Linked DNA regions of Mus musculus: region 1 is linked to region 2. A link is a loop called in an ENCODE intact Hi-C map of the cell type or tissue named here. Cell type or tissue: left cerebral cortex. All regions are shown on one strand.

What was found. Peaks named below come from ENCODE experiments on the same cell type or tissue, not always from the same donor. Only the 100,000 strongest peaks of a DNase experiment are listed, where the experiment ranks them.
Region 1: a loop joins it to region 2, with 7 times the contacts of the local background. A loop is called at or near these places in 3 of 42 quality-filtered maps.

The regions. Positions count from the first base shown.
Region 1 is chr2:136,486,480-136,491,479 of GRCm38, forward strand. No RefSeq gene overlaps it. Among named protein-coding and RNA genes, the nearest start is that of Gm32546, 2.6 kb to the left of the region's middle. In left cerebral cortex, no CTCF peak of the experiment used is centred here; no DNase peak of the experiment used is centred here.
Region 2 is chr2:136,834,072-136,839,071 of GRCm38, forward strand. No RefSeq gene overlaps it. Among named protein-coding and RNA genes, the nearest start is that of Gm46767, 4.0 kb to the left of the region's middle. In left cerebral cortex, a CTCF peak has its summit at 2,042 (motif pointing left); a DNase peak (open chromatin) is centred at 1,993; H3K27ac peaks cover 243 bases.

The DNA of each region.
Region 1 (5,000 bases), 350 kb before region 2:
TGTATATATACATATGTATATATACATATGGATAGAGGAACAAACTGATTATTTGATACTAAACTAATATGCTTTTGCAACATTCAAAATGGCTCTTAAAAGCAATAGCAGCTATGTGAAGAGAAAGGGGCTCATATAGCTGTCTGAAAAACAGCCATCTTTTCAGGAGCACAGAGGTTGAGACCTTCTCCTTTCTATGTGATAGGATTTATTGTCTAGTATCTGTTTTGTAAAATCAGTTTTCAAGGTTCAGAAAGAAGTCCTGGTATAGAAAACAAGGAAGTCACGTTGCAATTAGAACTTCAACCCAAATAACTAAATGATGAGCACGTTACCCCAGCTGCTATGCATTGTCCTAGTAGCTGCTGGTTACACATTGTTCTTGACTCCAGTGGTCTCACAAGAAGATATTGACCTGAAGTAGCTAATTCGTGAAACATCTTCAGTTGCTGCTACTTCAAGTTGCATAACAAATTGAAAAAGGAAGAGGAACAGAGAGGGGGGGAGGGAGGGAGGGAGGGAGGGAGAGAGAGAGAGAGAGAGAGAGAGAGAGAGAGAGAGAGAGAGAGAGAGAGAAAGATGCATCCCTGTGATGATAGCTTACATTATTTAAGCACCCAAGGCTTTTTTACCAGACTTTGTATTCATTGATTCCTTTTATCTTTGCAATGACCTGAGTCAGGTGCTATCACTGCCCCTTTATTTCAACAGAAGACATTGACATTGAGAAACAGTAAACAGCTCCCAAGGACGAGCCACTAATAAGCTACGGGGAAATCTTTAAATGCAGAGGGGCAGAAAGATGCATGCATTTACCATGTACCCTGAATTTAAATGCGGACTGGCTGAAGGACATACCCATTCATCACGTGGCTTCCAAAGACAACAGCGGACATTAAAATGCAGAGTTTAAGTTATGAGAGGTGTGCCTGAATTCAAAACCAAAGTCTTCATGCTTTACCGAAGATAGGAAGTTCTCGCTTGCACCACATTCAGTCTCGTTTTTTTAGGTAATTGCTGACTTGCCAAAATGACATTACCCTTTGATATAGAGTGTGTCTCAACTGTGCCTGACTAGATAGTTCACTTTAGTTATTTCTCTGTACTTGGCCGTAATTCTGTTGGGAATGTCACACCCAATCATTACTGTGAGCACCACTACAAATTCAGACAATCCATTCTTCCAATTGTCTTCCAACAATATAAACCCCTACCAGAGAAGCCCATAGTGCTAGCTTACTGGTGGGCTATAAAGGGGGGGGGTATTAAAATTTCAGACCTATTCATCCTGGCAAGAAGAAGAAAAAAGGTTATCAGGTGCCTCTAACCATAGGCATCCAATATCCTACCAAGGACTTAAGAAGATGCTAAACCAAGAATCTTAAAGCTTGTAACATTTTACTCCTGGTGACTGACTTTTCTTCTATTCTTTTTTTTCTTCCTATTCTTTCTCCTTCTATTCTTAAAATAGTTTTCTGCTACTAAAAGGAATGCTAATTACCTTATTCACCTGGGACTGAATTATACTGTGGGTAAAAAGATACCCCACTTCCAAATCTGAATAGCTTGCAACATCAGCACTTCCTTTCTCGTCCATTGTGTGTAACACTCACAGATCAGCTGTGGGTCTTGCATCTGGAGCCCACCCAGGCTCAAGAACCATTCTCTCTGGGGCTTGTGGGTCAAGAGCTGTGGAAAAAGCATCATGGTAAAACCACAAAATACAAAACATAGCTCTCACACTCAAGACTGCTTGCTGATATTTCTAAACACGTTTTATTGGCCAGAGCAAGCCATGGAAGGAAGCCTCGTGTCAACTGACAAGGAAGACTTGATCCTTTTTATAAGCCTGGAGGTTCACCTAATTAATATCGAGAAGATGTTATAGTCATCATATTTAAGTGTATTATATGGGGCTACAAAGGCTTCTGACTCTGTAAATTAATAGTATAAAATACAAGCCAATACAACATCACCTAACATTGATGGGGGAAGAAGTGTCAATGTAAGCGAAGTACATCTTGACCTTCCCCTGGAGTAGTGCTTTAGGGAAAAGTCTTTTCAGGGTATATTCATGACTTGGAAAAGCACAAAGCAGAACTCAGGGGCTGCTGAGTCTAAGGTGAAATCACTCCACCACCAGACCCACAGCATGTATCAGGTCACGCAGCTTGCTTTGTAACAGAAAACTCCAAGCTTGTTCTAACTCACTGCACTGCAGTTCTTTTCAGGTATGTTTCCTGGACTTTAAAGACTGATGGAGAGCAGAGAAGCCTCTGGGTGTCCAGGTACACATAAATCAGGGCAGGGCATCATTTGGCTTCTGAAAAGTTCTGAAATGTGGGTGGAAGCAGACATATTGATAGGGAGCCTTGTGAAATTTGATCTGGAAATTAAGGGATATTAAATGTATGATTTGGCTGCAGTAGCCAACTGTAGCCATTTTAAATGGACTGAAATCTCGATGGCTACTGGTTTAATCTGTCACTAAATAAGGGAATCTGTATCCTGAGGGGATGATTAAAATGAAGGTTTGAAATGTTATTTTTTTGGAAAAGTCAAAGTGAGATCTAGTTTACATCCAGAGTGGATCCATCTGTAAAATCGCAGACATCAAACCTCTTTCCGCAGTAGAGTTGTGTTGTCTAGCATAGCTAGTATCAAATCTGAAATGCTTATACAAGTATGTGTTAGAACAAGAATCACGGTCCTGGAGACTTATAAGAAGAGTTCCCTTGATTCTTCCTCTGCCACAAATCGATTTGTGACAGAAATTACCCTAGTTGTCACAAAGAGAGGTACAGAAGGCAACAGTCTCCATGTTTACCTTGATTTCCAGGTTAGCTAGACACAGATTTTTTAATCTCACATGTGACACAGATGAGACTTGCCATACTTTTTTTGCTGAGCCCACCTCTCTCTGTGCTCTCGTCCCATCTTTGTTTGACCTTGGGATTTCCTAAGGTTACAATGTCTCCCTTTTTCCTCTCTCTTCTCTACAAAGTTTCATCCTTTTGTGTGTTTATGTGTGAGAGCACACACGTGCATCTAAAGGACATGTTGATATCACATGTTCTCCTTGATAGATCGCCGCTTTTATTTACTGAGGCAGGGTCTCTCAGTGAAACCAAACCTCACCAAGTAGGCTTGCTTAGCTAGCAAGATGGCCCTGGATTCCGGGCCTTATGAATGGTAAAATTATAAGCAGTTGCCATGGCTGTCCAGGATTTGTGTGAGTCTGGGGATGTCAAGTCTGGCCCTCACACTTACATGGTAAGTGTGATTTCCATTGAGCCACCACTTCAGCCTGAAATGTCTATTCTTAAAAATAGAAACTTCGCAGCAGGTACTTTAATGACTGGGGGAATGTAACCAGGAACTGTACGTCATGCTAAGCAACTGTCAATAGAAAACAATGCTCTAACCAAAGGAATATTGAGACAGTGAGAAATTCAAGGCAAGTGTGTGTGTGTGTGTGTGTGTGTGTGTGTGTGTGTGTGTGTGTGTCTGTAAGGAAATGTGATATAGCTTCTTTGTAAAATCACACAGCAGAAAAAATTTAAAATGTGATTCAAAAGAACAATGGATTGATAGTGAAGTTATGTGTTTGTCCATCTTGCCCATCTCTCTGAAAAAATGCAGACATAGAGCTCCTATTAACTATATATATATATATTTTACAATATATTCTGATCACAGTTTTCCCTTAGAAAAAGAAAGAGCCACTTAACAAGTTTTGGTGGTGGTGGTGATGGTGGTGGTGGTGGTGGTGGTGGTGGTGGTGGTGGTGGTGGTGGTGGTGGTTTTTAAGAGAGGGATTCTCTATGTAACAGAGCCCTGGATTGTCTTTGAACTCACAGAGATCCACCTGTCTCTGTCTACCAAGTGCTTGGATTAAAGGCATGTGCCACCACCCCTGGCCCTTCTTTTGCTTTAAAAGAAAATGTGTGTGTGTGTGTGTGTGTGTGTGTGTGTGTGTGTGTGTGTATTTACATGTATGTTGCCTCACGGGCACGCAGATGCCTGGGAACATCAAATGAGGGGGCCAGACCCCTGGTGTTGGAGGTAACAGGTGGTTGTGACCTGCCCAATGTGAGTGCATGGATATAGCAAATTCTATTATTATTATTATTATGATGATGATGATGATGATGATTATGATTATTATTATTATTTAATTTTTTATTTTATTTTAATTAAGTATTTTCTTCATTTACATTTCCAATGCTATCCCAAAAGTCCCCCATACCCTCCCCAACCACTCCCCTACCCACCCACTCCCACTTCTTGGCCCTAGTGTTCCCTTGTACTGGGGCATATAAAGTTTGCAAGACCAAGGGGCCTCTCTTTCCACTGATGGCCAACTAGGCCATTTTATGATACATATGCAGCTAGAGACATGAGCTCCAGGGGGTACTGGTTAGTTTATATTGTTGTTCCACCTATAGGGTTACAGGCCGCTTTAGCTCCTTGGGTACTTTCTCTAGCTCCTCCATTGGGAGCACTGTGTTCCATCCAATAGCTGACTGTGATCATCCACTTCTGTGTTTGCTAGGTCCCGGCATAGTCTCACAGGAGACAGCTATATCTGGGTCCTTTCAGCAAAATCTTGCTAGTGTATGCAATGGTGTCAGCATTTGGAGGCTGATTATGGGATGGGTCCAAAGGTATGGCAGTCTCTAGATGGTGCATCCTTTTGTCTCAGCTCCAAACTTTGACTCTGTAACTCATTCCATGGGTATTTTGTTCCCAATTCTAAGAAGAGGCAAAGTGTCCACACTTTGGTCTTGGTTCTTCTTGAGTTTCATATGTTTTGCAAATTGTAACTTATATCTTGGGTATCCTAAGTTTCTGGGCTAATATCCACTTATCAGTGAGTACATATCATTTGAGTTCTTTTTGATTGGGTTTCCTCACTCAGGATAATGCCCTCCAGGTCCAACCATTTGCCTAGGAATTTCATAAATTCATTGTTTTTAATAGCTGAGTAGTACTCCATT
Region 2 (5,000 bases):
TCCACAACATAGACTTGATGCAATGAAGGTCACACAGAGGAGTGTTTACCAATCTCTAGACTGCTCTTTCAGTAACAAAAACAGAACAGAAACCAAAAGAAAAGAAAACTTTCCTTGCTACGTGTAGAATTCTATTTTGAATAAAGCATGTCTTTTAGGGTAGTATAGAGGTGTGATTGAGGTGTTTTAATTTTGTGACAAATAAAATGAAAGAAATACATATTTCTTCCATAAGACAATTACTCAGAGGATAAACAGGTTTGTAGAAAAACAGAATGATAGTGCTGAGTAAAATGCAAATGTGGAGAGCAATGTTTGACTGGCTGTAGAGCAAAGCCTTCCAACGTTTGTCAGATCAGTTCTGTGCCCTCACTCCACCTTTAAAACATTTAGAGAATTTCTGTATTAAGAATTTCTGCCCTTTTCAAACACTGTCAGCACCTTGGCAGGTAAGAAGGACAGCAGTGCCTACTAAGGGTGATCTTAAGACAGACCAGAGTTGGGGCCAAGAGATGTACTGGTATCCAACGAGCTTTGAAAATGTGGTAACTCAGATTTACCAAAGCAAAGAGAAGAGGAAAGTTAGGTGGGAATAATGTATTTTGCAAGTTTTACAAGAACACCCATTCTAAATTCTGTAACAAACTTCAGAAGCAATAAATAAGGGAAGCTTCATTTCTGCCAAGGTTAACCCTTACCCACCCACAGTCAGTAAGGATTACTATTGCAAGCTTTGCCAAAGGCAAAGATAAGGAAATGGACTTTGTCCAGGCAGTTGAAATAGAACATTGCAGTGTCTTGGCAAGACCCTGCCAGGCCTTTCATGGGGAGGCCCAGACAAGTGTAAGTGAGATGACAGAGTCAGGATTCTGCAATGCGGCAAGTCTCTATTAGTTGAAGGGAAAATGTCTCTGTATGTGTAACTAAAGCCATAATCTCAGGTAATCAATCATGAGACAAAGGATGGGAGTGTGGAAGTGATACTCTTGGAGACTGTATACTCTTGGACTTGTCACAGGAACACCAGGAAGAAAACTTTAAGACGGTTGGAATTCATTGACAGAATGGAGAGCCAATCGTACTTAAAAGTCTTAAGCCCCAGGGAAGTTATTTCCTGTTCATTGTTTCATGAACTCAAAATGCTTACAGGATTTCTTAACTGTGATGGTTTCTGACAGCACAGGGCTCAAGTAAAGTTAACATTGGGAATTAACTTATTTACTTCCTAGTGTAGCCACACTCGACTCCTTGATTTGTGAAGAGCAGAACCAATTTTCATTTGTCACATTCTACCTTGTCTAGTCCTTAATGGACAAAATGGCAGCCACATCTGTACAATCCAGATGCCCAATGTTGCTTACCATTTGTTAAAACTGACCTAGTTGCGGGAGTTTGAATGCGAAATATCCCCCACAGGCTTGTGTATGTGACCACTTGATCTTCAGTGGCTGGTAATGTTTGGGGAGTTGGTGCAGCTTTGATAGAGGAAGCACATCACAGGGGTAGTCTAGAGAGTTCATAGAGTCACCCCTCTTCCAACTCACTCTCTTTTCTTGACATGCAGTTATTGATGTAATCTTTCAGCACCCTGCTGTCTTCACTCCACCATTACTAACTTCCCCTAAGCCCAAAAAAACTCTTGCATTAGTCATGGTGTTTTATCATAGTGACCCAAATGTAACTAATACAGGAGTAATCGCTTACGTTAAGGCACCACTATGGCACCTCTGACATTCCCAGGAATCAGGACAGTTAGGTAACAGCTAAGTCAGCCAAAGGTGCCTCTTTTAACTGACAAGATCTTGAAGGTCCCTCTACCGCCATCCTTACACAGACAAATAGCTTTCAATAACCCGATGTTAACAAGTTATATACTTGTCTGTATCTAAATACTCACTTTCTTTATACCATCTCTGATTATAAAACATGCTCTGCAAAAGTAAAGGGTTAGATTCTGTGCTCTAGAAAAGGCCAATGAGCAGCAGTATGGGTTTCTAAAAGTAGGAGACCTTCCAGGAACACTGGTGCCATCTTGAGGCGGGTAAGAATAAGGAAAACCTCAATTCCTGCAGATAATTATAGATTTTTAACTCCTTTTATGTTCTATCACCCACTCCCTTTAAAATCCATAGCTTCTTTTTCTTTCATTATTATTGTTATATATGTTAATATCTTCTTAAATTTTTGTTACAATGAAATGTAAAATAATGTTTACATACATATAAGCTAACTCGATTTAATGTCTTCTATGTCTCTCTGTATTTTAGGGGGCACATTCCTGGGAAAACAGATTCTCCCTCTCTAAGAAATCATTAATTGTCTATAGGTCTTCATCTAGGGGTGGGACCTCATTAGATTTCTTCCAATTACATTGGCTTGTTAACTGGTACATGTCATAGTTCAGGTCTTGTTTGGTCAACCATATTATTGAGATTTCATGACTCCCATGTCATACCAGAAGACACAATCTCACAACTGATTTCCTGGTTTTCTAGGTGATTCAATCTTTCTGTCCCCAATGACACAGTTTTTCCTGAGCCACCAGTATAGGGTTGTATTGTATATTTATGAGTTGGGGCTGAGTACCTTGTGATCAGTTGTTTTCTGTACTTTGATCAGTTGTGATTTTTCTGTAATAATCCCTGCTGCAAAGAGAAGGTTCTTGGGTGAGATGTGAGAGCCATACCTATCTGTGTGTGTGAAGTTAAATATTGAGAGTACAGTTAGGAATTATACTAGTTTAGGAAAGTGGCAGTAATAGATTCTCCTCTAAGATCCATGACCTCACTAGCTACAAGATGTTGGCTAGGTTCACAGTGTCAGGCATGATTTCCCTCCTGCTGAGTGGGCGTTGAGTCCGATTAGACAGCTATGGTTTACACCAAGCTATACGGTTTGAATAAGTATAGCCCCAGAGATTCATGTGCTAAAATAATTGGCCATAGGAAGTGGCACTATAGTGGCACATAGTCAGGGTCAGGATGTTTTAACTTGGAAACAAACAAATAACCAGGCACTTTAATCTGAGAGATGCCTCCCCCCCCGCCCCCCCCCCACAGAGTCCAGAGTAATTCACAGAATGAAGGTGTGTCTAATGCCAACTCCCCCAACCTGGTGACTCTAGGTTCTTAGAAACAGCTTGTTTGCACTTGGAGTGATTCTGCCTAGGGATTCCACCTGCCCTGGAGCACCAAGTCGTGGTCTACTGAGACCCGCTGCTTTGGTCTGGGGCAGTGACTGTCATCACTGTTTGGTGAACACATGAAGCAGAGAGCAGCGAGTGAGACACACAACAGTGTTCTACAGCTTGCAGTGAAACTAACCTTACTCTGACTTTTGGATTCCATGTCATCCCAGGAAGCTCCTTGCCACGCTGTGAGCCTGAAGACCAACTTCCCAGACAGTGAGCTTCCTGGCTGAAGAGCCACTCTGAGCATTTGGGTAGACTCCACACCCTTTCCTCCCTCCCTCCATGAGGAGAAAATTCTTCAACATTTATGATGGAAAATAATGAAAGTACCAAACTGTAATTGAAAGCGACTTTAAAAAAAGATTGTGTGTTATGCAGTGTTTAATTAACTGATGTAATTGAAAGCTACTTTTTATTTTTTATTTTTTTGTGTTATGCAGTGCTGTTAATGGCTTTCTTTTGTACTCAGCATCTCTGATGTGGCTAATGTGCAGCAAGGCCCCTATCAAGAGCATTAAAGGTGTGTAAAGCTGGCCTAGTGTGGCACATAGTCTCCTTCTGTTGCCATTGGATCAGGATGCAGAATTCTCAGCAACTTCAGCACCAAGCTTGCACACTGCCATGCTTTCTGCCATGATAACAATGGACTAAACCTCTGAAACTGTAAGTCAGCCCCAATTAGATGTTTTCTTTTATAAGGGTTGCTGTGGTCATGTCTCTTCACAGCAATGAAACCATAACTAAGACAACCACTATGGCACTTTTAGGGATATGGTTCCATGCTGGTGACTAATTGTTCATAGGTGTCACAGCTACATGGGTTATAAATTGCTCTCCCTTGTTGGCTACTTGCAAAGCACCTTTCAATACTTTGAAAGCTAATCTTAACCTTGACAAGTCTCAACAATAAACAGTGTCCAATCCTTTCCAATAGGACAACACCCAGCTCCTCCCCATGCATGAGCAATTTTGGTCAAGTATTTCCTTGTAGAGAGATAAGTAAGGCTAGCTTAAGCCAGAACTGCCCTTGGCAGAAGGGCATTTACTATAAATAATACAAGTCTGTTCTTAAAAGCAACCTGTCAGGGGAAAGTCCTATTTACCATCACACGTGGATGCATGGTGGGGATTATAGTGATTTAAAAGCATGGAATGTATAGCACAGAGAGATGGGGGAAAAGAGAGAGGGGGGAGAGGGAGACAGAGAGGGAGATAGAAAGAGGAAGAGAGAGAGAAAGAGAGAGAGAGGGAGGGAGGGAGAGAGAGAGAGAGAGAGAGAGAGAGAGAGAGAGAGAGAGAGAGAGAGAGAGAGAGAAAGACAGGCACAGACAGAGAGACAGAAAGACAGAGAGAGAACCTCCAAAGTTCTATAACAATCCAGCTGCCAGTCAGGGAAAGGATCCACCTAGTTCCTGCCCCTGGGGATCAGTTCCTCTCCATGTAAACTCATAAGAGACAACCCTGAAAAATAACTAGGGTTCTAAAGTCATGTTGTTCAAAACCTGCCTTTTCCCTATAATGTATTTGCCTTTTTTCTTTTTTCTTTTTTCTCTTTTCTAAATAAAAACTGCTGCTATCAACTATGTGCACTTTCTCAGTTATTTAATAAAGCCACCAAGAACCTGGAGTTCAACTGATCACAGGACCCCCTCAGTACATAGATAGAAAGCCAGCCAGGAGGTATTCTTCCCAAAGAACAGCTCACACCCTGCCCCTTTAACTGCATCTTTGCTCTCTCCTTTCTCATTAGCCATCTGTATCAGGTATATGTTGGACAGTTTAAAGCAACCTTGATACCTGCCACCTAAAG